Regions from separate parts of the Homo sapiens genome. Here region 2 is linked to region 1. Evidence: chromatin loops called from intact Hi-C (ENCODE). Cell type or tissue: Caco-2. All regions are shown on one strand. Links, peaks and the distances in the headings refer to the core of each region. The heading gives the core; the rest is flanking DNA.

Region 1 (16,389 bases), core at 4,641-12,640:
CTCTGTCCACGTGTCCATAATCTCCTACATCCCTCCCTCCAACAGGCTCCAGCCACGCTGGCTTCAGGCCATCGCCTGCCTCTCAGATCTGCCCACTCAGAAAGCTCTTGTTCTGCTTTCAGGCATGGCTGGCTGGCTTATCTTCATGTGTCCGCTTACATGTCACCTCTGGAGAGGCCATGTCTGACCACATCAGCCAGACCACCCTGTTCGTTGCTATCGTTGCACTCTATTGGTTCTTATTAGATACTTACCACAATTCCTAATTCTATGATAATTTGTTTGTTGGAGTTTTTTTTTTGAGACAGAGTCTTACTCTGTTACCCAGGCTGGAGTGCAGTGGCACGGCCATGGCTCACTGCGCCTCAACCTCTCAGGCCCAAACTATCCTCCCACTTCAGCCTCCCAAGTAGCTGGGACCATAGGCATGTACCTTAATGCCTGGCTAATTTTTAATTTTGTTTTTTTTTTTTTGAGATGAGGGTCTCACTTTCTTGCTTGAACTCCTGGGCTCAAGTGATCCTCCCACCTTGGCCTCCCAAAGTGCTGGGATTACAGGCGTGAGCCACTGTACCGGGCCGATATGTTCGTTAGTATCACTCAGTAAGCTTCCTGAAGGCGGAGACCATATGTGCTTATTCACTATTGCATTCCCAGCCCCTGATACCAAGCCTTGAATGTTGTAGATGCACAGTAAGTCTTTGTTGTAGAATAAGTGCACGCACGAACAACGTCAACAGCAAGGAGCTGAACTCAGTCTTGTTATAAAAACTGAAGAGCTTGGTCTGTTTTCTTTTCTTCCTGCTTTCTAATATAAGCATTAAAAGCGATAAATTTCTCTCTGAGCACTGCTTTAGCTGCATTCCACAAATGTGCATAGGTTGTATTGTCATTATCATGTAGTTAGAAATTTTTTCTAATTTCCCTTGTGATTTCTTCTTGACCTATTGATTTTTTTACAAGTGTGCTGTTTAATTGCCAAGATATCTAACAGATATCTACATATCCTAGATAGCTCATTATAGATTTACAACATAACTCTGTTGTGATTAGACAACTTGCTTTGTTTGAATTCAGTCATTTTGGGCCTCTTCTCAAATGGAAGAAGCCTCAGGGATTCCTAGTGCTCTGGGTATTGGTACCAAAAAACCAAAACTCAAAACTAAAACAGAGTGCTTGGACATCTTTTCCTTGTGAGGTTAAACGTTTTTTAAAGACAATACTCACACTCTTTCCTTCAGCATTCATCCCAGATGGTTCTTGGAGACCGGAAGGGGCTGTGAACACAGTGGGAACGGGTATCAAGCTTTGGTTGGAAACCTTATAAAAGGCTGTCAAAATATAGAGTCAGAGAGTCATGTGGAAAATGCCACCAGGGGCGTCAGCCTGTCTTTGAAAATGGTTTAAGGGAACATAGCAAACATTCAGGTCCTAGGGAAATGGATTAAAAGTGAGTCATCTTGTCCACCACTGGACTAAAGACACCCCTTTGGTAGTTGAGAAAGAGGCAGCTGCCAGTGCAGATAAAACACAAGATTTAGAGTCAGACAGATGCAGCTATGCACTGCTAATGTGTGTTTTTGTTTTGTTTTGTTTGTTGTTTTTGTTTTTTGAGACACAGTCTTGCTCTGTCTCTCAGGCTGGAGTGCAGTGGGGCAATCTTGGCTCAATGCAACCTCTGTCTCCTGGTTCAAGTGCTTCTCCTGCCTCAGCCTCCTGAGTAGCCGGGATTACAGGCACCCACCACCACACCCAGATAATTTTTTTTTTTTTTTTTTTTTGAGACGGAGTCTCGCTCTGTCGCCCAGGCGGGACTGCGGACTGCAGTGGCGCAATCTCGGCTCACTGCAAGCTCCGCCTCCCGGGTTCACGCCATTCTCCTGCCTCAGCCTCCCGAGTAGCTGGGACTACAGGCGCCCGCCACCGCGCCCGGCTAATTTTTTTTTTGTATTTTTAGTAGAGACGGGGTTTCACCTTGTTAGCCAGGATGGTCTCGATCTCCTGACCTCATGATCCACCCGCCTCGGCCTCCCAAAGTGCTGGGATTACAGGCGTGAGCCACCGCGCCCGGCCAACCCAGATAATTTTTTGTATTTTTAGTAGAGACGGCGTTTCACCATGTTGGCCAGGCTGGTCTTAAACTCTTGACCTCAGGTGATCCGCCCATCTCAACCTCCCAAAGTGTAGGGATTAGAGGCATGAGCCACTGCACCCAGCCTGCACTGCTAATGTTTAACTACCAGTAAAGGAGGTGGGAGTGAGAAGCCCTGATTTGTAGGGTTTGTCAATTTCCATGGTATAAATGTTCCCACCAATCTATAAGCCTGATGCTACTGAATATAGAGTGAGGAGAGATGGGCACGCTCACCTCTGGCAAGTGGGTGGAGTCGGCACCACACACTACCCTGTTGTCAGATCCTCTTACTGGCCTCCCATTGGCTATGTGAACCGGGCAGGTGAGTTATCCTCTCTGAGTCTTGGTTTCCTCATTTGTAAAAATACCTGGAGTCCATCCCCATTTCTCAGGGCTCCAGGAAGACTGAATGTGGTGCTGTTTATAGAATTGCTTTGTAAACTATACATCTAGAAAGAATGTCATCCTGGCTAACACAGTGAAACCCCATCTCTACTAAAAATACAAAAAAATTAGCTGGGCTTGGTGGCGGGCGCCTGTAGTCCCAGCTACTCGGGAGGCTGAGGCAGGAGGATCGCTTGAACCTGGGAGGCGGAGCTTGCAGTGAGCCAAGATGGCTCCACTGCACTCCAGCCTGGGCATCAGAGCAAGATCCTGTCTCAAAAAAAAAAAAAAAAAAAGAAAGAAAGAAAGAAACAAAGAACGCTAGTTTTTCAAGTTTAAACAATGGAAAAAGATACAATCAATTGATGTCTCTGAAAATATATATATTTTTGAGATGGAGTCTAGCTCTGTTGCCCAGCCTGTAGTGCAGTGGCGTGATCTCGGTTCACTGCAATCTGCCCCTCCCGGGTTCAAGCAATTCTCCTGCCTCAGCCTGCTAAGTGGCTGGGGTTATAGGTGTGCACCACCACACCCAGCTAATTTTTGTATTTTTAGTAGAGACAGGGTTTCACCATGTTGGCCAGGCTGGTCTCGAACCTCTGACCTCCAGTGATCCACCCGCTTCGACCTCCCAAAGTGCTGGGATCACAGGCGTGAGCCACTGTGCCTGGCCTACTGAAAATATTGAAATATTAATGATTAATATCTAATTAAAGTGTAGTGCTTAAAGTAGGAACTTAGAGTTATTTCATGTGATTCACTAAGGCCCTGGATATATTAAGGTCTGAGTACCACTGATCTTTAAAAAATTCTCTCCCAGTGAATTCTCATTCACACAACTATAATTCCAAAGGCATGTAAAACTGTACAAATCAAGGCTAAGATGCCAGAGAAAGGGGACTTTCTTAACCTTAAGAAGGAAGGCAGTCCAATCACCCTGAATGAAAAAATTAGGAGAAACATTTGCTGCCTTTGATCCTGCATGAATCAGCCATGTGACTTCTGCAAAGTCAATTAAACTTTCTGGGTCTCAAATCCCACATCTGGCTGTCGAATTTCCAGGCATCTATGATCCCCTCCCTTGGTAGCAGCATCTACGGGTGATATTTTCCCTAAGAACCATCCCTCCCCAACTCTCAGGCCTTGGTTTGGGTGAAGCTGACCCTACATTGTACTCCAGCGTGGGCGTGAGACCCTGACCTGCCAAACTGACTGCTGCTTCCCCTGGTCTCAGCAGCTGGTCCAGGAGAAACCATGAACTGAGCTTCAGCCAGCAAGAGGCAGCCTCAGGACTTCTACTAGAAATATCCATCAAGACGTACTCTTTCTCCTCTGGGGTTAAAGATCAAAGCCTGGGGTCATCTTGCTACTGCTGGGAAGAGAGAATCCAAAAGAAGTCAACACAGAACCAGAGGAGGAAAGAGGCAGGTTTCTGAAGACACTGTCTGAGCGACTCATCCAGCTGTGTTTAAGAACAGGTCTACTCCCTGGGCTTTTCATTTTCATTTTCTTTTTTCTTTTTTTTTTTTGGTCGGGGGGTGGGGACACCATCTCACTTTGTCACCCAGGCTGGAGTGCAGTGGCATGATCTTGGCTAAATGCAACCTCTGCCTCCCAGATTCAAGCAATTCTCCTGGCCTCAGCCTCCCCAGTAGCTGGGACTACAGGTGTGTGCCACCACGCCCAGCTAATTATTGTATTTTTAGTAGAGACAGGCTTTCGCCATGTTGGCCAGGCTGGTCTCAAACTCCTGACCTCAAGTGATCCACCACCTCGGCCTCCCAAAATGCTGGGATTGTAGGCATGAGCCACGGTGCCCAGCTGGCTTTTCATTTTCTGAGCTGATAAAATTTCCTTTTGACCCAAGCCAGTTTCACCTTCGTTTCTGTCCCTTGCTACTTGAATTGTCCTAGCAAACACATTCAAGTGAACCCTACCTCTGTGATGGCTACTCTCAGCTAGTTCCCCAACAGCCATTACCCCAGCCTTCCTCCTGGCAGCCAGAATCCACCTTCTCCCACAGAAACTGAAAATGCTGGGTATCTGCTTTTCCAGTGCACTTTATAGCAGCGGACCTGACCCTACTTTGGTCATGGTATCTGAGGTGATGATTGCTTAGAGTGAGTGGGAAAGATTTTTCCCCTAATAAAAAGAGGTGCACAGGAGGAAACCCCTGCTCCCGCTGCTGGTACGCTGCGTTGACATGTAATATCCGGAACTGCAGCAGTCACTTTGATTCCTTGAGCAACAAGCCTAAGGCAGCACCAAAGCTCTAAGGATGGCAGACGAGAAAGATAGACTGAGCCTGGTTTCTCGCTGGCATCACTGAGCCACCGAACCAACCCTGGAAGTGCTTACCTCCTAACTTCTTATGTGAGTCAAGAAAGCCCTGAATCTGAAGCTACTTAGGTTGGACCTTCTGTTACTTGCAGCTTAAAGCATCATAATGAACGCAAACTCTTGTTTTAGAATTCTGTGTCAGTGGTTGGCCGGGTGCGGTGGTTCACGCCTGTAATCCCAGCACTTTGGGAGGCTGAGACGGGCGGATCATGAGGTCAGGAGATCGAGACCATCCTGGCTAACATGGTGAAACCCGGTCTCTACTAAAAATACAAAAAAATTAGCTAGGCGTAGTAGTGGGCACCTGTAGTCCCAGCAACTCAGGAGGCTGAGGCAGGAGAATGGTGTAAACCCAGGAGGCAGAGCTTGCAGTGAGCCGAGATCATGCCACTGCACTCCAGCCTGGGTGACAGAGTGAGACTCCATCTCAAAAAAAAAAAAAAAAAAAAAAAAAAGAATTCTGTGTCAGTGGTGAAATGTTTTACTGTAAACATCATTGCCTCCTTAGAATAACTGGAGAATTCTAACCATCTGTAGAACAAGATACATATTCAGAGCCGTGTTTGGAAAGGCCCCTCACTGGAGCCCAAGCAGGTGCAATGCTCTGGACTCTTGGTAAAAGGTTTTATGCTCCCTTGCAGAAACACCTTGCCTGTGATAGTGATGTTCCCGATTTCCAAACTCAGGTTGGAGAAGGCATTCCTCACCAGCATGGTGACCAGAAAGGTGCCTGCAATACAAAGGACCCAGAGTCACAGCCATTGTCATGAACTTGACCAAGAAAACTCTCCCAGCTTGCTTCTCTAGTCCACCGATGCCTCCAACGAAATCTTTCACCTCTGAGCATTTAATGAATCCCTGCTGTATGTCAGGCATGGTGCAAGGCTCTGGGGACACAGAGATGAAGGAGCTTGGTTCTTGTCCTCAAGGGCCTTATCATGTAGTAGACACATAGGACAGTGAACGCCAAACCACGGGAGGAATCGGCATGGGGCACAGTGGGCATTGGGTGGGCCCGCTTCAACCTCAGGAGAGAAAGAAATGGTTCACAGGATAGAGCCAGGGCTGGAGCTAAATTCCAAAGGAGAAGTAGGTTCTCGATAGATAAGACTGCAGATTCCCAAGAGGGAGACACATAGCAGGATTGTCAGAAGCGTGGAGACAGTGGAAAAGGATATTTTATTTTATTTTACTTTACTTTATTTTATTTTTGAGACAGGATCTTACTCTGTCATCCAAACTAGAGTGCAGTGGCACGATCTCAGCTCACCACAACCTCCACCTCCCAGGCTCAAGCAATTCTCCTGCTTCAGCCTCCCGAGTACCTGAGATTACAGGCTCATGTCACCACGCCAGGCTAATTTTTGTATTTTTAGTAGAGACAGGGTTTCACCGTGTTGGCCAGGCTTGGAGAAGGATTTGTAAGATTTATTTAGATACATGTGTGTCCCATCCCTTCTCCCTCATGGGGAAGGGGCTATGGGTAGGGGCTACCTTCTGTGTTCTCAAGCCCAGAGAGAAATGCTTGAGAGAGGAGCCTTCCTTGGAAAGCCCGGTATGTGTCTGTTTGGGGTCCGCATGGACAGGCTTCATACTCATGCCCTTGAAGGAACAGTCTGTGACGGGAAGACGTGCGGGTGGGAAGGGGACGGGAGGAAGGGGCTCCATTTCTGCGTCTGGGAAATAATTGCATTTGGCTGGGAGTCGGCCAAGACATGGGTCAGAATGTTCTGTGGACCAGATGTGTGCCTTGGGGAGACGGATGCTGACGAGGGGAGGGAGAATGAGGAGAGTCCAACAGAGAGGGGAGGTGGCCAGGGAGAAGCAGCCAGGGCGTGTGACCAGCTAAAGGGGAGGCATCCCCCACCACCCCAGGAACAAAGGCCTATAAGGCCCAGCTGGGGGCCCCAAGAACCCAGAGAAGCTCCTACAAGAAAGAGGCAGCTTGAAACATCTGCTAGCCCTCAAGAGCCAGGCCAGCTAGGACTCGGCCAGCACCACCAAGTGCAAATGTCCCTGCCCTGTCCCGTTCCCTTTCCATCCTTCCACTCCCGCCACCCCTGGAGTCATCCAAATCTGTTGGCCTTAGGGGCAGGAACAGTCTGTTAATCATCTAATAGTGAGCAAAAGTCACAAAGCACATGGATATTTTATCAGAGAGGGATCATCTTCCCCTGTGGAGTGACCTTTATAGCAGCGACTTTCATGGCAGGAGTAATTTTTATAGGTGACAAAGCAAAACCTGCATCTGGCTTATAACCCACGCGTGGTGTGATTTTCCAGCTGCAGCAGCCTCTAGACTTTCCCTCTTCCAAGCTGGACCCTTGGTATCTGGCAAAGCCCGGATGGTTTTCTTCTCAAACCTATTGTCCCTTCTGCTATCTGGTTTGTGGAGTTGCTTGCAGAGGGCATGGTAACCCCACACCTGCACAGTATCACCCGTTTTCTAACACACTTCTGAGATCCAGGGGGAGCTACGGGCAGGTCCTGGATGGGCTGGAGACTCTGCCATTCTCATCACATTTCTGCCTGCTGATCTCATCCGGGCCCTCAAGAACTCTCTGTTCCTTACAGATTAAATGCAAATGGGCGCTGTGGCCACCTCCCCTGGCTGGTGCCTGCCAGTCTGTCCTCCCGTCAGCATCATTGCAAATACTTCTGAGATAGACCAGAGATGGGACTTGGACCCCTGCCCTGCCTCATCGAGGACTCTACTACAAGCTGGTTGGGGAGGGTGGCCCATGGCAGGCACAGACCCCAGTCAGATCATCCAGACGTTGCACCACAAATCTTGCTCAAGGTGCCATGCCCACTGAGTGCAGACCTTGAGGAAACGAAAACAAACAGCTCCCACCTTAAATCTTACTCAAGGGAGTTAACCCTATAGCCCGCACACACAGAAGACCAGAAAAATGACCATCTTTACCCTTTGCCTCATTATAATACTAAAAATCATGCCCGAGGGTGGAGCTTTAACATGCTAATGAGACATACCACACATCAAGAAGCATGTGACCAGACTGCACAGGCGCTGAACATTCCCCACCTCCACATGCTTAAACATCGCCCTTTTCCCATCCTACCTCCTTTCAGAATGCCGGGAGTGGTGGCTCATGCTTATAAACCCAGCACTTTGGGAGGTCGAGGTGGGCAGATCATATGAGGTCAGGAGTTCAAGACCAGCCTGGCCAACATGGTTAAACCCCGTTTCCACTAAAAATAAAATAGTCAGGCATGGTGGTACATGCCTGTAGTCTCAGTGACTCAGGAGGCTGAGGCAGGAGAATCTCTTGAACCAGGGAGGTGAAGGTTGCAGTGAGCTGAGATCACGCCACTGCACTCCAGCCTGGGTGACAGAGTGGGACTCCATCTCAAAAAAAAAAAAAAAAAGACAGGCCGGGCACGAGGGCTCACGCCTGTAATGCCAGCACTTCGGGAGGCCAAGGTGGGTGGATCACCTGAGGTTGGGAGTTCAAGAGCAGCCTGGCCAACATGGTGAAACCCCTCTCTACTAAAAATACCAAAAAAATTCTCCGTGCGTGGTGGCGCATGTCTGTAATCCCAGCTGCTTGGGAGGCTGAGGCACGAGAATTGCTTGAACCCAGGAGGCAAAGGTTGCAGTGAGTCAAGATCACGCCACTGACTGCACTCCAGCCTGGAAGACAGAGCAAGACTCCATCTCTAAAAAAAAAAAAAAAAAAAAAAGAACGCCTTCTGGACTTTTTGGGGAGTCAGCCCCTGAACCTCCACTCCAGTGCTGCCTTCTTTATGTTTGAACATAAGCCTCTAACAAAAGCCTCGTCCAGGAAAGTTTGAGTACATCAGAGCCTAAGACCCCATGGTCGGCAACACTTCCTCTCTCCATCCCCATCTCTGCCATTCTTGGTTTTTACCTCTTTCCCGCTAGGGCATCACCTGCAGTTCCCCAAACCACACTCTTCTCTAGAGATGTTTGAAGAAATCTGAATATGCCTGGTCTCTTACAGGGGCCCTAAATGGGGGTGATTTTGCCCCCCAGGGGACATTTGGCAATGTCTGACATTTTTGTCATCATGACTTGGGGTGCTGGTGTTACTAGCATCTGGTGAATAAAAGCCAGAGATGCTGCTAAAACTCCTTCAGTACCAGCCCCCAACTGTAACGAGGAATGATCCAGCTCCGAATGTCAGAAGTGCCGAAGTGGAGAGCTGATAACTCAACGATGGCAGATTACATCTGGCTGTTCCTTATCTTATGACCCAGGCAGGATGCTGTGAACCAAATCTATGTCCCGGACACACTGGAAAACTGGCCGGCAGGACCCTGGGCACCAAGTCACAAAGGGAAGAGGAGGGGCATCAGAAGGGGAGCCACTAACCCCATGTACCTTCAACCGGAACAGCCAGGCGGCAAATCCCAAATGGCTCTCCAAAGCTCACTTGCTCGTGGGAGAAGGTTGCATTGAGTCCAGCCACCTCAAAGGTCAGCTCTTCCGGGGTGCCCTGAGCCAATGAGATGGTGATCAATAGGTCCTGTCCAAGCTCCAAATGGTCAGAAGCCCAGGAGGCCTGCAGCCCTGACAGCAGCTCCACCAAGTGGACTGTAATGTTTCTGGAGATTGTAGAGGTGGTGGTGTTGCCGGTGGCTTGGATCTCCAGGCGGTGCCTCCCAGGGCCCATCAGTTTCTGGGTTTCTCTGTCCAGGATCAGATTGTACGGTAGCGAGCCCTTTTGGGTGGTGGACTCGGCCAGGGTTATGTCACCCAAAAGCACAGTGTAAGTCACTCCTGTTCCTAAGTGGGGTAAGAAAAATTAAAGAATGTTGGTAACAACCATGCGGTTGATAATACTATGGCAGCTCAGAGTCAGTCTCTGAAGCCTGATTCTGGATACAAACTTGGATACAGATGCAGACATAAAGAAATATGTAAGGATATGCCCCCTTCTCAAATATTAATGGTGGTTATCCCTGAGTATTAGGTTAATGACTGATTTCGTCTTTCTTTTGAGACAGGGTCTGGCGCTGTCGCCCAGGCTGGAGTGCAGTGGTGCGATCTCAGCTCACTGCAACCTCTGCCTCCCCGGTTCAAGTGATTCTCCTGCCTCGGCCTCTGGAGTAGCTGGGATTACAGGCGCCTGCTACCACACCCAGCTAATTTTTTGTATTTTTAGTAGAGACAGGGTTTCACCGTGTTAGCCAGGATGGTCTTGAACTCCTGACCTTGGATTTGCCCGCCTCAGCCTCCCAAAGTGCTGGGGTGACAGGCGTAAGCCACCGCTCCCGGCCGTGATTTTGTCATCTGGGGGTCCGCTCTGTTCATTTGCATATTCTAACTTATTTATACTATACATGTCTTACCCGAGAACCTAAATATTTGTAATTAAAAAATTACCACATTTAGTTGCCAGGGATGTCCTGGTCGGGGGAGGAGGAGGAGGACTAAAAGGGAGCATTTCTTAAGGGTGGGGGCTGATTTTTATGCATGAGAATTAGCTTTGGGTCTTGTTTTAAGCAGGAGCAAGTAAAGCCATTCCTTCATCCTACACTGGTGACCGCCCAGAACCCTGCAAACCAACATGAGAACTCAGCCCGTTCACGGGAAGATGGGGGCTCCCTTGCAGGTTGCAGATGGTTGTTCTTACTGGATGATAAATATTGCGGTTGACTCTTAAAATCTGACTTAAATCAACAAATTAGGATTCCTTCCAATAAAAACCAAGCTAGCGTAGTTCTCATCTGGGTGATGATGATGATAACTACGATATAAGCCCCATGAGAATGGGAACCCTGACTTTCATATTTACTGCTGCCTCGCCCACACCCGGCAGAGTAGTAGGCACTCAATTATATTAGTAGGATGAGTAAATAAATGAAGGATTATTTTGTTTCCTCAGGGGAACATATGAGCCCTCTTCATCCAACAAACATGCAAGAACAGAAGGGGTTTCCTGAGGGCTGTGTTAAAGCCCCATTATGACTTCCACAGCTATTGCTATGAGAGGGCTCCAGGTGGGATGTGAGGTCAAACCGAGCCACCTGCTCATTGCACTAGCTCTCTGCTGCCCTGTTTACATCAACAGGCCTCTATTCTAATCTCAAACTGGTCCTGGGCTTCAGGAAAAACGCTGCCCTGGGTGAGGATGAGTCTTAGCCAGGAGAGTCTCTATTGAGAGAAAGGATGATAATTTAAAATATTTAACAACCAGCACAGCATGGGCGCCAACCAATTAGAATGGATGCTCTGATAAATCAGAATAGACACTGCGACCAACAAATAGATGCCATGACCAATCAGAATAGATGCTGTGACCAATCAGAATGGACACCCTGACCCATCAAAATAGACATGACAACCAATCAGAGCAGTCTCTGTGACCGATTAGAAAACACAGGCTGGGCGCGGTGGCTCATGCCTGTAATCCCAGCACTTTGGGAGTCCGAGGCGGGTGGATCATGAGGTCAGGAGTTCAAGACCAGCCTGGCCAATATGGTGAAACCCTGTCTCTACTAAAAATACAAAAATTAGCTGGGTGTGGTGGTGGGCGCCTGTAATCCCAGCTACTTGGGAGGCTGAGGCAGGAGAATCGCTTGAATCCAGGAGGCGGAGGTTGCACTGAGCTAAGATCATGCCATTGCACTCCATCCTGGGACACAGCGAGACTCCATCTCAAAAAAAAAAAAAAAAAAAAAGGAAAACACACTGTGGGCAGGCACAGTGGCTCATGCCTGTAATCCCAACATTTTGGGAGGCCGAGGTGGGCAGGTTACCTGATGTCAGGAGTTCAAGACCAGCCTGGCCAACATGGCGAAATCCCATCCCTACTAAAATAGAAAAAAATAAAAAATTAACCTGGCATGGTGGCACGCACCTGTAGTCCCAGCTACCCAGGAGGCTGAAGCACGAGAATCACTGGAACCCGGGTGGTGGAAGTTGCAGTGAGCTGAGATCGCACCACTGCACTCCAGCCTGGATGACAGAGCAAGACTCTGTCTCAAAAAAAAAGAAAAGACACTGTGACCGATCAGAATGGACATGACAATCAATCAGAGCAGTCTCTGTGACCAATCAGAAAACACCCTGTGACCAATGAGAATGGACCTCAGCCATAACAGTTGGCATGGCTATACCAGTGGGTGCAGCTGAATACTGGCCTTGGCCAGGGGCAACTTGATTGTGCCAAGCTAGTCGATGCTGGCTGTACTGAGATGGGCTCAGGCCCAGTTGGTAGCAGTCCCAGTGCCACCTCATCCTAGTTAAATTCCCAAAAGGAAGTGACTCGGAAGTTCGGTTCTACAGGGATGCAAAGAAGGGCCTTTGGAAGGCTAGGAGCACTCACTACCTTACTAGCCTTCTGACTCTGGGCAAATGTTTTAACCTTTCTGTGTCTTCATTTCTTCATCTGTAACATGAAGATAATACTACTATGTAATGAGTAGACAAGTTTATGCAAAGCACTTAGAACAGTGCCTGGCACACACTAGGTGCTAAATAAATGAATAAATGATAGTTTAAAAATGAACTCGGTCAGGTGTGGTGGCTCACACCTATAATCCCAGCACCTTGGGAGGCCAAGCTAGGTGGATCATCTGAGGTCAGGAGTTTGAGACCAGCCTGACCAACATGGTGAAACCCTGTCTCTACTAAATACAAAAAATTAGCCAGGTGTGGTGGTGCATGCTTGTAATCCCAGCTACTTGGGAGGCTGAGGCAGGGGAATCACTTGAACCCAGGCGGTATAGGTTGCAGTGAGCTGAGATTGTGCCGTTGCACTCCACCTGGGCAACCAGAGCAAAACTCCATCTCAAAAAAAAAGAACTCAGTAGGTGATCCTTGTTACTATTTATTTACTTTTTTTTGAAACAGGGTCTCACTCTGTTGTCCTGGCTGGCATGCAGTAGCATGATCTCAGCTCACTACAGCCTCGACCTCCCGGGTTCAAGCCATACTCCCACCTCAGCCACCCAAGTAGCTGCAACTACAGGCATGTGCAACCATACCTGACTAATTTTTGTACTTTTTGTACAAATGGGGTCTCACCCTGTTGCCCAGGCTTGTCCCGAACTTCTGGGCTCAAGCGATGCGCCCGCCTCAGCCTCCCAAAGTGTTGGAATTGCAGGCTCAAGCCACTGCACCCAGCCCACTATTTATTAAGGTCTGGGAGTTGGATAGATTTGGAGGAAATCAGTGATTTTATAGCTTGCCTTGATGTGCCCAATTCTGCAGACTCACCTCCATCAAGCTCCACCTGAATCCACAGAGGATCCCCAAAGACAGCCTGGCAGAGAGGGCCGGCTCCTGACTGGGACAGGCCGGAGCATGCAGTCACACTGAGCGTCTCCATCTTGTCTCGCACGGTCACCTGCCTCTGAGCTGTCACATGCCACTCACTGGTTGTGCATTCAGCAAACACGGTGAATTCCCCAGGAGATGTGAACTGGTGGGTCACATTGCTGGACACATTGCCGGCCACAGTCAGGGACATGACCAGTGTTGGGGAAACACAAAGACACGCATTTACACATGCACTGACAGGGTTTGGATCTGCGCTCCTGCCCAAATCTCATGTTGAATTATAATCCCCAATGTTGGAGGTGGGGCCTGGTGGAAGGTGATTGGCTCATAGGGGCGTTTTCTCGCGAGTGGCTTGGCACCATCGCCCTGATGCTGTTCTCTTGGTAGTGAGTGGGTTTTCACAAGATCTGGTTGTTTAAAAGTGTATGGCTGGCCAGCCTTGGTGGCTTATGCCTGTAATCCCAGCACTTCGGGAGGCCGAGGCGGGCAGATCGCTTGAGGTCAGGAGACAGAGACCAGCCTGGCCAACGTGGCGAAACCCCATCTCTACTAAAAACACAAAAGTTAGCTGGGCGTGGTGGTGCACACCTGTAATCCCAGGTACTAGGGAGGCTGAGGCAGGAGGATCGCTTGAACCCAGAAGGCGGAGGTTGCAGTGAGCTGAGATCGCACCACTGCATTACAGGCTGGGCGACAGAGTAAGAGCCTGTCTCAAAAAAAAAAAAAAAAAAAAAAAAAAAAAAAAAAATCCAGCGAGTACTAGTAACACTAGCAATAATAGTAACAACTTAGACTATGTCGTTCCTGGCCTGAAAACCCTCCTATTATCCTCTGTAGTGGGTGCTACAGGGAATCCCCCAGATTCCACCCTTCAAGCCTGAGCATGCATTCCCCCAGTACACCTGTGAGCTGTGGCTGAGGGCTTACAGCTGAATCCATGTCCAGGAGTCCCTTTTAGCCAAAGGGAGCTGCCTCGCTCAAACCTACCTCCCCTCCCATGGACATCTGCACCCCACGAGTGCTCAGTGCCGGGGTATAATGGTCTGGCTCTCTGGCCTCAACTGGAAGCAACTCTGAGGGCCATCTCTGCTCAGAGGTTTCTGCAGGATCGTCAGGGTCTCTGTGGCCCCTGCATCCCAGTTCAACTCTCCTCTTGCCCCATCTTACTACTCCCTTCCCATGCTCCACAACAGAGTCTGTTTCCTGGTTCCTGTGAGACAAAGTAGCAAACTCAAGGAGATAGGTGTGCTCATTTCTGTTAGCCAGCATAATCACAGGAAGCCCCTGACTGCAGTGACAGGCAGCCCTCCAGAACACTTTGAAGACAAAACAGAATAGAGTGCTCGGCTTCCACGTCTCTAGCCTGAGTCACTATATCCCTAAAAAGATAAATGACTGGTCCTTTTCTTACATATAAGATAATGTCTCGCTGGGTGCAGTGGCTCACGCCTGTAATCCCAGCACTTTGGGAGGCCGAGGTGGGCGGATCACGAGGTCAGGAGATTGAGACCATCCTGGCTAACACGGTGAAACCCCGTCTCTACAAAAATACAAAAAAAAAAAATTTAGCCAGGCGTGGTGGCGGGCGCCTGTAGTCCCAACTACTTGGGAGGCTGAGGCAGGAGAATGGCGTGAACCCGGGAGGAGGAGCTTGCAGTGGGCCGAGATCGCGCCACTGCACTCCAGCCTGGGTGACAGAGCAAGACTCCGTCTTAAAGAAAAAAAAAAAAAGATAACATCTGAGATGGCTGGTGATTATGCTTCTGCAATCTACAACAAGATTTTTTTTTTTTTTTTTTGAGACAGAGTCTTTCTCTGTTGCTCAGGCTGGAGAGCAGTAGCAGGATCTCCGCTCACTGAAACCTTCGCCTGCCAGGTTCAAGCGATTCTCCTCCATCAGCCTCCTGTGTAGCTGGGAATACAGGCATGCACCACCACGTCCAGCTAATTTTTTTTTTTTTTTTTTTTTTTTTAGTAGAGATGGAGTTTCACCATGTTGACCGGGCTGGTCTTGAGCTCCTGACCCCAAGCGATCTGCCCACCTTGGCCTCCCAAAGTGCTGGGATTACAGGCATGAGCCACCGAAGCCGGCCAACAAGATATACTTTAGTCATCTAGAGGCAGATGCACTCTTGCACCCAAACTTTGATGTGATTTTACGTGGACTGAACCTCCACAACCCATATAGAAGCTGTGAGCTGAAACACTGTTTTGGAGCAGTCTGGCAGAACCTCTTTGAAAGACCTCCCAGGCTGTAGTTCTCAGTCTGTCGTCCTGAACAAAACTAACTTTAATTATTTAAAAAGCTTGATTTTTCTTTAGTTGACAGACCCCACCTACGTTAGACTGGCTAGCATCAACAGCTCTTCAGGACCAGGCTCCTGCTGAGTTTTTCAGCATCTTTCATTCTTCCACAGAGTCCTGAACTCCAGGCATGGCGAGGTCCTTGCAGTTATTTGAATACGCCACATGCTTTCAGGTCCATGCTACTCTCTTTTCTCTAGATCCATTGCTCTTGCCTTATAATTCTGGTTCCCCGAGAGAGGACTTTAGCTCTAGGTCACTCTAAGGCTCCTGCTGTTTTGTGGATTATTAGTTTCAGACAAATCTCTGCACGCCCAATATCAGCTGTGCGCAGAAGCAGCCGATTAACGGAAGAACAATGTCAATCCCTAGATTTGCCAGAAGGTGGCGCTCAGCTAACCAACGCTGGATTCACACAGATTTCACCAAAAGCAAATTGTTCTGTAAGGCCCGTAATACAGTTTCAGAAATGTGGAAAATTTTCCATGACAAACACAGAAAAAAAAAAGGCCCTCCATGCAAATGAATATAAGGCAAGGTAAAAAGGAGCTTCTAACAGAGAAGTCTTCTGACTCCTAAGCAATGCAATTCTTCCCAGGAGCTCTTATTATTTATCAACAATGGATACGAAGGGTTTGATTTAAACATCTCACCTCTTAGACTAATGATGAGTTAAGAAAAAGGAGGCTGCACCAACACATAAGAGAAAAGCACAGTGATATTTACACAAAAAAATGTGGCTTCCGTACATTCAAAAATCAAAATTCATGCTATTTTCCCTATCATAACCTGAGTTCTGTGGCTGCTAGTATTGATAAGAAGGCATCAGAAAGGCATTTCCCAGTGTTTATAAAAATGATTTTTAAAAGGTGGGTGGTGACCAGGCACAATCGCTCACGCCTGTAATCCCAGCACTTTGAAAAGCCGAGATGGGCAGATCATCTGAGGTCAGGAG
Region 2 (16,389 bases), core at 3,764-11,763, 54 kb before region 1:
TGGTTACATAACCCTATACATTTACTGAAATCAACAAATTGTGCACTTACAATGGGTGAATTTTATGTAAATTATATTCCCAAGCCATCACAAGGCCTGGCCCGCAGCCAGTGCTCCCTGAGGACTTGCCAAAGGGGTGACTGAATGAATATTTAATGGTCTGGAGCCTAGCATCTCTGTGGAGAATTGAGAAGATTTTAATGGACCTCTCAGATCTGCAAATCTAAAACGCTGTCCTGGAATGGAAGAATACAGGCCCTGAAGAGGTAGCCACATTGCACTGTGAGGCACGTGCATGGCATTTGGTTTGTTTGTTTCTATTTTATTTTCCCTGAAAGGCAAGACCATTGCCTCAATGATTCCACGTTGATTCAGTTTTATTTGCATGTTTGTTTTGTCATTACTGTCACCACCCTTGGGAATTTTGGTTGGGAAGTGAGAAGTCAGGCTGGGAGGATGGGGACTGGCCAGTGGCCTCCTAGAGCAGGGGTGAGTGTGGCCGTATTTCAACAAACCTCTATTTACAAAAACAGGCAGCAGGAGACATGTGGCCCCCCAGCTGTAGTTTGCAGAGCTTTGTCCTAAAATTCTAATTTGCGGCCACTTTTTGCAGCCTCCTGTAAACCGATTCTTGTTTTAGTTTCTGTTCTAAAGCCCAGGGCCCTGAGTCTCGGAGAAGAAAGCTGCTTGCTTGGAATTACACAGAGAAGGACCGCCCATGTGGACAGCTTCGTCCCTGAGGCAACTCTTCTAGCTGGCAGGTCATACTTGGGTGTCATGGAGAAATGCCAGGGAACGAACAAACACAGATACTCAGGAGACAATGGAGTCACTTTTTTCCTGGCTCTTTTGGGGATGGCTCACAAACTGGGGGTGAAAAGCTGATGAGGAACAAAGGTCTGGGGAGCTGGCCCAAGGCCCAGGACCCCCAACAGGCTGCACTCTGCAGGGCTCACTGAGCCTCATCAGGGCCGCAGCTGGCCAGACCCTGCCTCCAGCCACCGAGGCACATTACCTGGGCCCAACAGATGTCCTGGCAGCGGGGCCACAGTATCCTCCTCATCGTCCACTCTCTTCAAGACCAGTGCAAAGAAAGCAGCGAATCCCAGCACCTGAAAAATACCCAGGGAGGTCCTCGAACCCACTCTGGTAACTCTCAACCCCTCATCTGCGAGCACGTGGGGCTTGGGGCCACGTTTGTATGTTGGGGAGGGCCCTGTGTTTTGGGGGAATGCAGCTCCCTTCTGCAGAGATGGGAGGTGGTCATGAAGCTGGACCGCAAGGCCTTGGCTCGCAGACCAGATGGGGGACTGGCCAGTCCTAGAACTCCCCTGAGCCTTCCCACCTACTACCGCTCACCTGTCTGAGGGGTCTCTGATCTCTCCGCAAGGAGAATTGCTCTCCCCCAGGGCTTTCAGCACAGGGATCCTGCCCCACCCTGCTCCTTCCCTTTCCTCCAGTATTAAGTAATGCGCTCAGGTGCAGGGTCTCAGCTGCAAGGCCTCAGCCACGTGATCTCTGCGCCTGCTCCACACAAACACAGGAGGATCCTGTGGTTCACTTGGGGAACAGAAAGGCTCAAGACGCAGCCCTGTTCTTAGTATCCTGCGAGCCTAGTGTTGAAGGGAGGTGTCGGATGCTTTTTGAGTCTTATGGTAAAGGCTGTTCAGGGAAGAATGGGGGACGAGAGGGGATTTGGCAAAGTCCCATAGGTGTAAAGATGAGCTTTGTTTTTTTTGAGATGGAGTCTTGCTCTATTGCCCCAGCTGGAATGCAATGGCATGATCTAGGCTCACTGCAACCTCCGCCTTCTGGGTTTAAGTGATTCTCCTGCCTTAGCCTCCCTAGTAGCTGGGATTATGGGCACCCACCACCACGCTCGACTAATTTTGTAATCTTTTTCTCTTTTTTTTTTTTTTTGAGATGGAGTTTTGCTCTTATTGCCCAGGCTGGAGTGCAATGGCGCAATCTCGGCTCACTGCAACCTCTGCCTCCCGGGTTCAAGTGATTCTCCTGCGTCAGCCTCCTGAGTAGCTGGGATTAGCTGCGATTACAGGCATGCACCACCACACCTGGCTAACTTTGTATTTTTAGTAGAGACAGGGTTTCTCCATGTTGGTTAGGCTGGTCTTGAACTCCTGACCTCAAGTGATCCACATACCTCAGCCTCCCAAAGTACTGGGATTACAGGCGTGAGCCACCGCGCCCAACCAAGATTTGCTTTAAATATCTCCTCCTTTCGGTGGCTTCCCCTACACCCCAATCCAGTATCTCTTCCCCTTAGGGGTTCCCCAGGGATTGCCCACTGCCCGACTCCTTCCAAGGGAAACTGTGCCCCTTGCCTCCTCTGCTCTACACCTGGATTTAGGATTTCTTTCTTTCTTTCTTTTTTTCTTTCCACCATCCCAGGCTAACAGATCACCAGGAGCTGGTCTCATGGGAGCTGCCTGACCAAGGATTTTTTTTTTTTTTTTTTTTTTGAGGCAGGGTCTTGCTCTGTCGCCCAGGCTGGAGTTCAGTGGCGCAATCACAACTCACTGCAGCCTCAAACTCCTGGACTCAAGCGATCCTACCACCTCAACCTCCCAAAATACTAGGATTACTGGCATTGAGCCACCATGCCGAGCCAGAATTTCTTCAACTCTAACAAGTTCTTTTGCGTAATTTTACATCTCAGAAATAGGAGTGTAGCTTCTAACTCAGGCACACATATAATGACTTGGTGTTTTTTCCAAAGGGAAAATTCCTTTAAATTGCTGTCTTTTCCCTTGCAAGCAGACTCAGAAAAAAAAAAAAAATGAATAACTAGCTACATAAATTGTTGTCTTGTCTCAAGATCAAATGGATGTTAACATTGAGGAAATAGGGTATTATTTATACATATATATGTATACCCTAGGGCAAGGGTAACCTCGGGTAATATGATAGGGCTATTTTTCCTGCCTTGGGCCTGCCCAGAGGGGGTGCTCCAGGTTCATTTGTTGAATATATAAATAAAGGAATAAAAGCCCAGGGACTAGACTGCTGGCAGTAGGGAAGGGATGGGTGGAGGGGAGGAGGGCGGGTGCCTGAGGCAGGGTCCTGACCTTCAGGGGCTGGGTGACGAACATGCTCTCCACGAAGGAGACAGCCATGGAGATGAGCCACCTGAGGGAGCTGGCCCTCCCGTAGTGCAGGCCGTAGAGCATGGTGAAGAAGGCCGCCACGCCACTGGTGGCCGCTACCAGGAGCCAGCCCACCAGGATGCACCACCAGGGCAGGCCTTGAGGGGGTTTGCTCACCTGAAGAGCGCTGCAAAGGAGGTGGACAGACATAGTTAGGGTGGCCACACCCCCAGGCAATCTCAAGGTCAAACCCCACTCTACTCTGATCAGCATGACCTTGGCCAAGCTCCTGGACCTCTCAGATCCTCTGTTTCCTTCTCTGTAATCTATACCTATCTCAAAGGTCTATGCCATAGTCTGTGGAGTAAAAGCAGTTACATTTACTCAGTGCTTAGTAGGGGCAAGTCCCCGCACTAAATGCTACACACAGATTTGCTCTGTTATTGCTCAGGGCAAGCCTAGAAGGCAGATACCATAGAATCTTGTTTTAAGTTTTCTCCCCCCGGGTGCAGTGGTTCATGCTTGTAATCCCAGTACTTTGGGAGGCCAAGGAGGGCGGACCACAAGGTCAGGATTTCGAGACCAGCCTGGCCAACATGGCGAAACCCCGTCTTTACTAAAAATACAAAAATTAGCCGGGCGTGGTGGCGGGCACCTGTAATCCCAGCTACTCGGGAGGCTGAGGCAGGAGAATTGGTTGAACCCGGGAGGTGGAGGTTGCAGTGAGCCGAGATCGTGCCATTGCGCTCCAGCCTGGGCAACAAGAGCAAGACTCTGTCTCAAAAAAAAGAAAGAAAATTCTCATCATACAAAAATTAGTGAGCACAGTGAATACCCAGGTGTTTATTAGCTGGCAACCACTATCACCCCTTGTCACACTTATTTCATCTGCCCCTCAGCCCTGTTTTGTTTTTGTTTTTGGCTGGAAAATTTCAACATAAATTCCAGACATAATACAAAATAATTCCTAGTCACTTCAGAATGCATCTCAAAAGTGGCCATTTTTGCCAGGCGTGGTGGCTCACGCCTGTAATCCCAGCACTTTGGGAGGCTGAGGCAGGTGGATCACTTGAGGTCAGGAGTTCGAGACCAGCCTGGCCAACGTGGTGAAAGCCCATCTCTACCACAAATACAAAATTTAGCTGGGCGTGGTGGTGGGCACCTGTAATCTCAGCTATTCGGGGAGGCTGAGGCAGGAGACTCACTTGAACCCAGGAGGCAGAGGTTGCAGTGAGCCGAGATCACGCCATTGCATTCCATCCTGGGTGACAGAGCAAGACTCTGTCTCAAAAAAAAAAAAAAAGGCAATTTTCTTACTGAATTACGATGCTGTTTTCACACAGCTAAATTAACAGTAATTTTTAAATGTCACCTAGTAACCTGTCTGTATTCAAAGTTCACTGGTTATCTTAAAAAATGCATTTTGTTTTAAGTTTGAATCAAGAGATAGGCGTCATCATTCCCATTTTAAAGATCAGGAAACTAAGCCTGAGAAGTTGAGGAGCCGGTCCAAGAGTGAAGTGCACAGATGGGAAACAGCCCACAGGAACACCGTTGTGACTGTAGCATGCGGTACAAAGGGCCCTGAGTGCCTTCCAGCAAACAGACCTGTTCAAACCCGGCCTCCCTGAATGTGTGCAGGAATCCTGCATTGTTTCTGCCTGGCAAGGTCTGGGTGGACATCCTTCCAAGATTGTTCAGAATGCCCTTTCCAGACGGCCCCAGGCTGGGGCAGGCAGGCACCCACTCAGCCCCCAGGGAAGTGGATTACCTGGCATGTGCAGGGGCCCAGGTGCCCGGCTGTACCCCCAGGCCGCCCTTCAGGGTCTGCAGCTGCCTGAGGGCCTGGGCATGGCTGTGGGGCTGGGAGAAGCCTCGGGGCCCCACCAGCCGCAGCTCTTGCTCCACGTGTTCCAGCTGAAGGTACAGACACTGCCTGTAGGCGCTGTCCTTCCAGGGGCCACTCCGTGCCGCCTTGGGCTTGGGACACTGTGATTTCTCTGGAGGACAAAGAAGAAAGCGATCAGCTTGTGCTGAGTCACAGAGCAAACCAGCTGCAATACAAACAACAGCCAGGTGGGGCGGCATGCGCAGGTGGTCCCAGCTACTCGGGAGACTGAGGCAGGAGGATCGCTGGAGCCCAGGAGGGCGAGGCTGCAGTGAGCTATGATGGCGCCACTTCACTCCAGCCAGGGCAACAAAGCCAGATCCTGTCTCCAAACAAAACAAACAAACCTCCCCCCACAAAACACAACAGTAATAGTACCAGCTTCTGAGTATGAAATGCTTGCTATGTGCCAAGCCCTGAGAAATCTGAGGTTCAAAGAGACGGAGTAAGGTTTTAGGGTCACACAGCCAGTTAGGATTCGATGTTTCTCTTTTAGATTTTTATCAGAGTCATTCTTCAAATTTCCCTACACATCAAGAGAACAGAGGAGAATCCCATACTCATCACTCCAGCTACAACAATGACCAACATTTGGCCAGTCTTGTCTCATCTCTTTTCTTCTCCTGGAGCTTTTTTTTTTTTTTTTTTTGCAGTGAAGTCTCACTCTGTCTCCCCAGCTGGAGTGCAGTGGTGTTATCTCAGCTCACTGCAACCTCCACTTCCTGGGTTCTAGAAGCAGTTCTCTTGCCTCAGCCTCCTGAGTAGCTGGGACTACAGGCGCACGCCACCACGCCCAGCTAGTTTTTGTATTTTTAGTAGAGAGATGGGGTTTCACCATGTTGGCCAGGTTGGTTCTAAACTCCTGACCTCAGGTGATCCGCCCGCCCCGGCCTCCCAAAGTGCTGGGATTACAGGCGTGAGCCACAGTGCCCGCCCTCACCCCCCGACTCCCCCACCCCCTGGGCCCAGAGTATTTTAAAGCAAATACTTTAATATGGTAAGACTTGAATTTGAACCCTTTTTTGTCTAGTGCCAAATATAGTGTAATCCTGTCCCTTTGTTTTTTTGTTTTTTTTGTTGTTGTTGTTGAGACGGAGTTTTGCTCTTGTCGCCCAGGCTGGAGTGCAGTGGCGCAATCTCAGCTCACTGCAACCTCCGCCTCCCAGGTTCCAGTGATTCTCCTGCCTCAGCCTCCTGAGTAACCGGGATTACAGGCACCCGCCACCATGCCCAGCTAATTTTTTTTTTTTGTATTTTTAGTAGAGACGGATTTTTACCATGTTGGCCAGGCTGGTCTTGAACTCCTGACCTCAGGGGATCGGCCAGCCTCAGTCTCCCAAAGTGCTGGGATCACAGGCATGAGCCAGCACGCCCGGCCAATACAGTGTAATCCTTAATCTTGTGTTTTTAGCTTTTTTAAAAATTATGAAACATCTCAAACATATAAAATTAGAGCAAATGATGAGATGAAGCCACACAGCGACACAGCGTCAAAATGATCAAAATGACGCAGCGAGACTCCGTCTCAAAAAAAAAAAAAAAAAAGAAGAAATGCAGTTATAATCTTGTATCTTCCCTTCACCTACAGGACAAGCTTTTCTAACTGTGCTTAGCATCTCCAAGGCAGAGCACTATCCCACCTGGAGGTTGCCTTGAGAGACAGCAGTCCATCTGCAACCCAAAGAACGCCTCCGACGAAACTGTCTCTCATGTTGAGAGTTTCAGCCACTTGTACAGGCTAGCCCTGCCCAGGAAGGTGCAAGCTGGACCTCCTGGTAGATAATTCTAATTCACTGAAGTGCGTTACGCCGACCCCCACTGGCTTGCTTCCTCTCCTCCCCGCCATTCATGCCAAGTCTCCTTTTAAAATCCCTGCTTTCTGCCTCAGAGGTGTAGTGATATCCTTAAGTCAGGAAGCCTGTACTTCTTCCCCTAAGCTAGCTTTGGAATAAAAAGTTACTTCTCTTTCTCTCTCCACCCACCGACCTCTATCTCTTTTTGAGACAGGGTCTAACTCTGTCCCACAGGCTGGAGTGCAGTGGCGTGATCTTGGCTCACTGCAACTTCTGCCTCCCGGGCTCAAGTGATCTTCCCACCTCAGCTTCCCAAGTAGCTGGGGCTACAGGCACATGCCACCATGCCCAGATAAAAAAGTCACTTTTTTTTTTTTTTTGAGACAGAGTCTCACTCTGTCGCCCAGGCTGGAGTGCAGTGGTGCGATCTCGGCTCACTGCAACCTCCGCCTCCCAGGTTCACGCCATTCTCCTGGCACAGCCTCCCTAGTAGCTGGGTCTACAGGCACCCGCCACCACACCGGGGTAATTTTTTGTATTTTTAGTAGAGACGGGGATTCACCGTGTTAGTCAGGATGGTCTCGATCGCCTGACCTCGTGATCCGCCCGCCTTGGACTCCCAAAGTGCTGGGATTACAGGCGTGAGCCACCGCTCCCGGTCAAGAGTCACTTTTTAAATACCAGATCTCACTCTGATTAACTGGACTCTGCAAATGGCAAGCAACTATATCTGCATTTTGGTTACAGCCAGGTATATGCATCTCCAGCCCTGACTCAGATAAGGTTAGGGTGTTGGGTAAATGGCTATGGTGAGGTCAACTCCTACCTTCCTCTGACTCACAGCCTCCTCCCTCACCCTCCTGACTGGGCTCCCTCACTGAAGCCTCAGCTGAAGATTCCAAGTCAACACTTTATTTTGCAGGGCTTCTGCTAATGTTTCTGAAAGATAACATCACTGCCAATCATAACACCACTTACTGTATACCTGCTTTGTGTCAGGCTGGGATCTAAATACTTTACATGTCTTACAATCTTATTCAGCCCTCACAATAAGCCAACGAGCTAGGTGGATCAATACCCCTATTTTATATTTTTTTTACTTTGAGACACGGTCTCACCCTGTCAACCAGGCTGGAATGCAGTGGTGCAACCTTGGCTCACCGCAACCTCTGCCTCCCAGGCTCAGGCAGTCCTCCTATCTCAGCCTCTCAAGTAGCTAGAATTACAGGTATGTGCCACCACGCCCAGCTAATTTTTAACACACCCCCTTTTTTTTTTTTTTTTTTTGAGACAGGAGTCTTGCTCTGTCACCCAGGTTGGAGTGCAGTGGTGCAATCTCAGATCACTGCAACCTCCACCTCCCAGGTTCAAGTGATTCTCTTGCCTCACCTCCCAGGTTCAAGTGATTCTCCTGCCTCAGCCTCCCGAGTAGCTAGGACTACAGGCGTGTGCCACCACATGCAGCTAATTTTTTTATTTTTAGTAGAGATGGGGTTTTGTCATGTTGACCAGGCTGGTCTTGAACTCCTGACCCCAGGTGATCTGCCCACCTCGGCCTCCCAAAGTGTTGGGATTACAAGCGTGAGCCACCACGCCCAGCCAACACCTCTATTTTCTAAGGGAAGAAATGAAGTCTCAGAGAGGTTGAGCAACTTGTTTAAAGTTGCACCGCTGCTACTGCAGCTGGGAGATCCCAAGGTTCTGGCCGACTCCAGAGTTCATGTTCTTAAGGTCCAGTGTGTCCAGCTGTGAATGCTAAAACTCCCAAACTCAAAGTCAAGGATCTAGTGGAAGCAGGGATGACCTCCATAAGCAGCCCAAACCCAGCTCTCTGGGGCAAATTCTTTTTTTTTTCTTTTTTTTTGAGATGGAGTCTTGCTCTGTCACCCAGGCTGGGGTGCAGTGATGTGATCTCAGCTCACTGCTGACTACACCTCCCAGGTTTAAGCGATTCTCTGCCTCAGCCTCTTGAGTAGCTGGGACTACAGGGGCAAGTAACTCTATCAGGGGTGGGGCCAAGAATTATGAATTCAAATTGCTTATTCTATAAACCATACTTTCGTGTTCTAAACAAGGTTTAGATAGTGGCCACCCTTGTGTATTAAAAATGGTAGCATTCTAAACCCACATAACTATCCACCATGTTCCACAGAACATTTCTGTCACTGTAGAAAGTTCTATTGGATGGCACCGCTCTAAATGGGAAGATGGACAGGAAAGGGGCATGAAGGGAACCAGGAGACTAGTTGAAACCGGAATAATATGCCATATATACATTTGTTTAATGAAAAGAAAACAATGTTACTGGGTTCTAGCTGGATATTGTTGGAAAAACCTCTGAATTTGAGATCTTTTATCTCTGTCAAACAGATTAAGGAGTGTTAGAGAGGCATTAAAGACATAGTCGCACCAAACTGAGACTTTCTCCCTTTTTTTTAGAGCTAGGGTCTTGCTCTGTCACCCAAGCTGGGGTGCAGTGGCACCTGTAACCTCAAACCAGTTTGCTGTAACCTCAAACTCAAAAAAAAGACTCAAGGGATCCTCCCACCTCAGCCTTCCAAATAGCTGGGACTACAGGTGCCCATTGAGAAGGAGTCTTGCTCTGTTGCCCAGGCTGGAGTGCAGTGGTGTGATCTTGGCTCACTGCAACCTCCACCTCCCGGGTTCAAGTGATTCTCCTGCCTCAGCCTCCCAAGTAACTGGGATTACAGATGTGCACCACCACGCCCAGCTAATTTTTGTATTTTTAGTAGAGATGAGGTTTCACCATGTTGGTCAGGCTGGTCTCGAACTCCTGACCTCAAGTGATCTGCCCACCTTGGTCTCCCAAAGTGCTGGGAATACAGGCATGAGCCACCGTGCTTGGCTAACACCTGGTTAAGTTTTAAACTCTTTGTACAGACAGGGTCTCCCTATGTTGCCAACGCCGGTCTCGAACTCCTGGCCTCAAGCAATCCTCCCGCCTCAGCCTCTTAAAGTGCTGGGATTAGAGGCGTGAGCCAGTGCTCCCAGCCATTTGCTTAATTAGGAGGATTGAAAACGAATAGAGAAAGGAATAACTTTTCCAGTCTGCAATTCCATGTTCCTTAATGGTTTTTGCTGCCCTGACTGTGATCTTGCTTCCTGCCCCACATATTCAGGCACGGATCGAGTTCAGCTTTGCACCCCAGCACTCTACAGAAGAAGGCACCGAGGCATTGAGAATGGAGGTCACCTGTCCACGGTCACACAGCCGGCTAGTGGCAGAGCCAGGACCCAGACATGGTTCTTCCTAGTGGAGATGAGACAAAAGACAGATGGACGGCTCCCACCTCACGGAGTTTACATTCCAGGAAGGATGGCGCAAGCTTTAAACAATTTTCACCTGATTCATTAGTTGGCCACAAACAGGTTGAATGCAAGAAGCTTAGGGAGTTGGCCGGGCACAGTGGCTCACGCCTGTAATCCCAGCACTTTGGGAGGCCAAGGCAGATGGATCACGAGGTCAGGAGATTGAGACCATCCTGGCTAACACGGTGAAACCCCGTCTCTACTAAAAATACAAAAAATTAGCCGGGCGTGGTGGCAGGTGCCTGTAGTCCCAGCTATTCGGGAGGCTGAGGCAGGAGAATGGCATGAACCTGGGAGGCAGAGCTTGCAGTGAGCTGACATTGTGCCATTGCACTCCAGCCTGGGCGACACAGCGAGACTCCATCTCAAAAAAAAAAAAAAAAAAAAAAAAAACTTAGGGAGCTAAAGAGCGCGTGGTCAGAGGCCCTAGTGTAGGTTAGAGGCTTGGGTTGCTCCCCTGAAGAAGGAATGCTTAAGCCAAAACTAAAATTTCAGTAGGTATTGGCCTGGCGAAGAGAGGAGAAAGAACATTCTAGACTAAAGGACCAGCCTGTGTGAAGGCTGTTAGTGGGAAGGCAGCTTGGCATTGTAGGGACAGTAGGTGCCTGAGGTATACAGAGGGAGGGGATGGCCGGTGGTTCAAGCAGAGGCTGGTGAGGGAGACCTCTTGTTCCCCTAGTGATGCTGATGTACCCCTTTGCTGTGTCTCCACCCGGCCCCAAAATGCGGCTTCTCTTGGCACAGACATGTCCAGGGCTTACCTTTCATTTCTGATGACCCCAAAGTGAGTGTTACAGGGTCCTCTCTCTTTTTGGCTTCCTCCCAGAACACCTGCCCTGATGTGTTCTGTGGATAAATGACATCTTCCACCAAGGCGAGGAGACTGTTGATGTCCATCAAGTTCACTGAGTCCCAGCCCAAGGCGGGGGATGGCACCTTGAGAGCTTTGAAGAGGGAGCTGACGATTCTTGACACATCCTGGTGGGGAAAGGGGCCATAAGCCAAGGTGAGGGGTGCAGCACAGGGGTCAAGAGCACACGCCCTGGGCCTGGCAACCTGTGTAGGGACCCCTGCTCTGCCCACTGAGATGTGATAGTGACCTCCCTGAGCTTCCATTTGTCAGCTCTTGAATCCCTCTTCTAGGGTTTGAACTCATTCCAGGCTGTACTCCTCAAAGCGTGGCACACAGTAGGTGCTCAATGAAAGCTTACTGAATGCATCAACGCAGAGCGGGGAGTCTCGTCCATGGGCTTCCAGCCTGGGAGTCTACCATGAAGGCATAATTCTTTGCACACAGTAGATACTCAAAAAGTATGTGGGTGTATGCGTGTGTGCACATGTGCATGTGTATGTACATGTCTGTGTGTCTCTCTGTGTATGTGTGTGCATGTATGCATATGTGCACCTGTGTGTTTGTGTGTGCATGTGTGTACAGATGCATGGGTGCATGCATGTTGCATGTGTATGTGTGTCTTCAGTTGATGAATTTTGGCACCTCACGTTGCCAGGCAACACAGGGCTGCTGGGTCTCAAGCCCCAGGCCTCACCCCCACTTCTGCTGAGGCTACAGCACCCCCCAGGCTAGCTGAGGTTGAGGACCTGCCTTGGTCACTGCCTCAGGTGTCAGAAGGCCGTCCTCCATGGGCTGTGGGGAGGGAGTCAGGTTGGGGGACCCCCGGTCCCATTTTCCAGTGTTCTGCTCCTTCGCGACCCGGGGACGGGTGTTCTGAAAGATCTGAACAATCAGGAGGTTGATGGGGAACATGAGGATGGAGCTCTCCAGGCCAATCATCACCTCCTGCCAGGTGAATTCAATTTTACCTGGGGAAAGGGAAGGAAGGGATCAAAGGGAGAGGCCACCGCCCGGAGCCCAGTCCCTTCTGCCCCTTGTGGAAGCTGGCTGTGCAGTGAAGGGTTAACCCTGCCCAACGCCTGGGAGGTCACCGCTCAGCCCTTGGAAGTTCCCAACTGCTAAGAATGTCTTTGTTTCCCTAGGGTCTTGGGTCACACCGGATGGTCTGTGCTAATGATGAGATTTAGGTGGGGGCCTAGACCATATGATGTCAGCTTGACCTCTAGAGGGGCTGGAGGCGAAGGGCAGCCAAGTGGGTGTCAGCCATGCCTATATGTTGGAGCCCCAGTAAAAGCTCTGAATAGTGGCTGGGCATGGTGGCTCATGCCTGTAATCCCAGCACTTTGGAAGGTCAAGGTGGGTGGATTACCTGAGGTCAGGAGTTGGAGGCCAGCCTGGCCAACATGGTGAAACCCCTTCTCTACTAAAAATACAAAAATTAGCTGGGCATAGTGGTGGGTGCCTGTAATTCCAGCTACTCGGGAGGCTGAGGCAGGAGAATTGCTTGAATCCGGGAAGCAGAGGTTGCATTAAGCCGAGATCATACCACTGCATTTCAGTTTGGATGACAAGAGCAAAACTCTGTCTCAAAAAAAAAAAAAATTGTGAATTGCAAGGCTGGAGTGAGTCCCCCTGGTTGGCAATACTCCATGTGCACTGTCACACATCCTCAGGAGAAGTCAGCACCATCCACGACTCCACTGGGAGAGGATGCTGGAAGCTATGTGCCTGGTCTCTTCTGGCCCCTGCTCCATGTGTCTCTTCCCTTTGCTGGTTTTAATCTGTATCCTTTCTGTGTTTTTTGTTCTTTTGGTTTGTTTGTTTATTTTTTTTTTTTTTGAGATGGAATTTTGCATTTTTTTACCCAGGCTGGAGTGCAATGGTGAGATCTCAGCTCACTGCAATCTCCGCCTCCTGGGTTTAAGTGATTTTCCTGCCTCAGCCTCCTGAATAGCTGGAACTACAGGTGTGCACCACCACACCCGGCTAATTTTGTATTTTTAGTAGAGATGGGTTTTCACCATGTTAGCCAGGCTTGTCTCAAATTCCTGACCTCAGGTGATCCACCTGCCTTCGCCTCCCAGAGTGCTGGGATTACAGGCGTGAGCCACCGTGCCAGCTGTATCCTTTCACTGCAGTAAACCATAACTATGAGTACAATGGGTTCTGTAAGTCCTGCTAGTGGATCACTGAACTGGAGGGCGGTCTTGGGGACTCTGGAATGGCAGTGGCATTGCTGGAGCAGTGAAGGCTCAGGTCCACCAGCCACTAACCCTGACCTCCATGACACTGGGAATTACCCAAGTCCATCTTTTGCTCAGCTGGGTCCTTGGGGACCCCCCAGAACATGATGCTGGTCAGCATGGTGCACAGCAGCAGGGAGAAGCAGCAGGACACCCTCTGGACGCGGGTGAAGCTGCTGCGAGCGCAGCGGCTGAAGATCGAATACCAGATGTGTCCATCCTGGAAGCCCGCGGAAGTCTTCATGAAAAACAGGTGGCTGCAGGCAGGCAGGGAGAGAGGGACAGGCATTTAGGGAGACAGGAATGGGGGAAACTGGTCTCTGTGGGTCGTTCTTGGGATGAGAAGCAGGAAGAGCGGCAGAGATTTGTTTCTAAGATTGTTCACACTTTTTTTTTTTTTTTTTTTCAGATAATGTCTTGTGTCTTGCTCTGTCACCCAGGCTGGAGTGCAATGGCACGATCTCGGCTCACTGCAACCTCTGCCTCCCAGATTCAAGCAACTCTCCTGCCTCAAACTCCCAGGTAGCTGGGATTACAGGTGCCCACAACCACGCCTGGCTAATTTTTTGTATTTTTAGTAGAGACATGGTTTCACCACATTGGCCAGGCTGGTTTCACACTCCTGATCTCAAGTGATCTGGCCGCCTTGGCCTCCCAAAGCGCTGGGATTACAGGTGTGAGCCACCGCGCCTAGCCACATTTTTTTTTCGGATGGAGTCTTGCTCTTGCCAGGCAGGAGTGCAGTGGCATGATCTTGGCTTACTGCAACCTCTGCCTCTGGGGTTCAAGTGATTCTCCTGCCTCAGCCTCCCAAGTATCTGGGACTACAGGTGTGAGCTATTTTTTTTTTTTGTATTTTTAGTAAAGACGGGGTATCACCATGTTGGCCAGGATGGTCTCGATTTCTTGACCCCTTGATCCACCCGCCTGAGCCTCCCAAAGTGCTGGTATTACAGGCATGAGCCACCGTCCCCGGCTCCCCCCCCAATTTTTTTTTTTTTTTTTAATAGAAGAAACACAGCATCTTAGCAGCATCACTTAGAGTTAACAATGAAGGCTCTGGAAGTCAGATTAGAATTACAGACGGCCCTCTTCCCAGCTGTGTGACCTCGGGCACGTTACTTTGTTCTTTGTACCTTAGATGACTTGTCTGTAAATTGGGGCAAGTAATAATAACAGAACCTACCTCACTGGATTGTTGAAAGGAATAAAAGTGATGATTCTGTAAAGCATTTGGGGCAGTAGCTGGCATATAGGTCAATATTCAATCAGTGTCAGCATTGTTATTTTTGCTGTAATTTTAATATAATAATATAGCTAAAATACTATTAGTTTTGTTACAGTTAGATCATTGGAGTACAGTGGTTAAAAATCCCAGGCATGACGGAGTGCAGTGGCTCATTCCTGTAATCCCACGACTTTAGCAGGGCAAGGAGAGAGGGTTGCTTGTGGTCAGGAGTTCAAGACCAGCCTGGCCAATGTGGTGAAACCCCGTCTCTAATAAAAGTACAAAAATTAGCCAGGCATGGTGGCATGCACCTGTAATCTCAGCTACTTGAGTGGCTGAAGCAGGAGAATTGCTTGAACTCAGGAGGCAGAGGTCACAGTGAGCCAATATCGTGCCACCATACTCCAACCTGGGTGACAGAGACTCTGTTCAAAAAAAAAAAAAAAAAAAAAAATCCCAGGCATGGCCAAGCACAGTGGCTCACACCTGTAACCCCAAAACTTTGGGAGGCTGATACGGAGGATCCCTTGAGCCCAGGAGTTTGAGACCAGTCTGGGCAATATGGTGAAACCCCATCTCTACAAAAACAGTTGGGCATGGTGGTGTATGTCTACAGTTTCAGCTACTCAGGAGGCTGAGGTAGGAGGATCTCTTGAGAAGGTCGAGACCATCCTAGGCAACATAGCAAAGATTCGTCTCTACTTAAAAAAAAAAAAAAAAAAGAAAAAGAAAGTGAGGCATCGTGGTGCATGCCTGCAGTCCCAGCTGCTCAAGAGGCTGAGGTGAGAGGATTGCTTGACCCAGGGGGGTAGAGGTTGCAGTGAGCTGTGATCGTGCCACTGCACTCCAGCCTGGGTGGCGGAACAAGACCTTATCTTAAAAATAAAGAAAACAAAAATAAAGTACCTGAATTGTTTTCTGTCCTGCTCCGTGGCCACAGGAAACACCTTATCGAGGACGCAATCTCCAACATTGATGGATAGCCAGGAGTTGCACAGGAAATACCACTTCCGGTCCATCACCAGGTCATAGACCAGCACCCGGCTCACATACCTGGAGAAGGGACCCAGAGTTTTGAGGATAAGGTGGAGCAGGGGAGGAGACTTCACTGGACATCACCAAGGTAACAGTTTTGCAAACATGAACCCAAAGAACAAGAGCTCCTCAGAAAAAGAAACCATATTTTTCTTTGTTCTTGGTGCCTTAATTAAAATTCGCGTCACATAAGGAGGTCAGCTACTGTAGAGAGCCAACTCTGGGAAGCTGCCATGTTTCCACAAAGATGCTGCAAAAGGATGCATTCGGAGACCATTAACCTGTACACATGGCACCAAGCTCAGGGCCAGCGTCCAGGCATGAGCAAGTAAAGCCAAATTGTGTAAAGTGTGCATGTTCAGGCAGGTGCAGGCTGGGGTACGCAGAACATGGTCCTCTCTTGCGTTTCTTTCTTTCTTTTTTTAAATTTTAGACAGAATCTTGCTCTGTCACCCAGGCTGGAGTGCGATGGAGTGATCTTGGCTCACTGTAACTTCCGCCTCCCAGGTTCAAGCGATTCTCCTGCCTCAGCCTCCCGAGTAGCTGGGATTACAGGCATGCACCACCACACCCGGCTAATTTTGTATTTTTAGTAGAGACAGGGTTTCTCCATGTTGGTCAGGCTGGTGTCGAACTCCTGACCTCAGGTGATCCACCCACCTCGGCCTCCCAAAGTGCTGGGATTACAGGCGTGAGCCACCGCGCCTGGCCTCCTCTCTTGCGTTTCTAACCAAAGAATCACCGTCTATCTTGGGCTGAGGACTTTGTGGGTATCTTCTAACCTGATTTAGGTCTTTGAGGTATGGGGAAGAATTGAAATTATCTTGCCTATCCTGTGATGTCAGATCGAGCAGCAGTTTTCCCTGTTGCTATACAGCCAACAAGAACAGCAATGATGGCTGGGTGTAGTGGCTC

The links. Peaks named below come from ENCODE experiments on the same cell type or tissue, not always from the same donor. Only the 100,000 strongest peaks of a DNase experiment are listed, where the experiment ranks them.
Region 2: a loop joins it to region 1, with 2.3 times the contacts of the local background. A loop is called at or near these places in 7 of 110 quality-filtered maps.

Annotation. Positions count from the first base shown.
Region 1 is chr16:81,189,438-81,205,826 of GRCh38, forward strand. It overlaps the pseudogene PKD1L2. Among named protein-coding and RNA genes, the nearest start is that of BCO1, 41 kb to the right of the region's middle. In Caco-2, for the core only: no CTCF peak of the experiment used is centred there; a DNase peak (open chromatin) is centred at 9,424.
Region 2 is chr16:81,136,422-81,152,810 of GRCh38, forward strand. It overlaps the pseudogene PKD1L2. Among named protein-coding and RNA genes, the nearest start is that of GCSH, 48 kb to the left of the region's middle. RefSeq lists enhancers at 1,125-1,742, 3,023-3,317. In Caco-2, for the core only: no CTCF peak of the experiment used is centred there; DNase peaks (open chromatin) are centred at 5,090, 6,679, 7,630 and 7,960.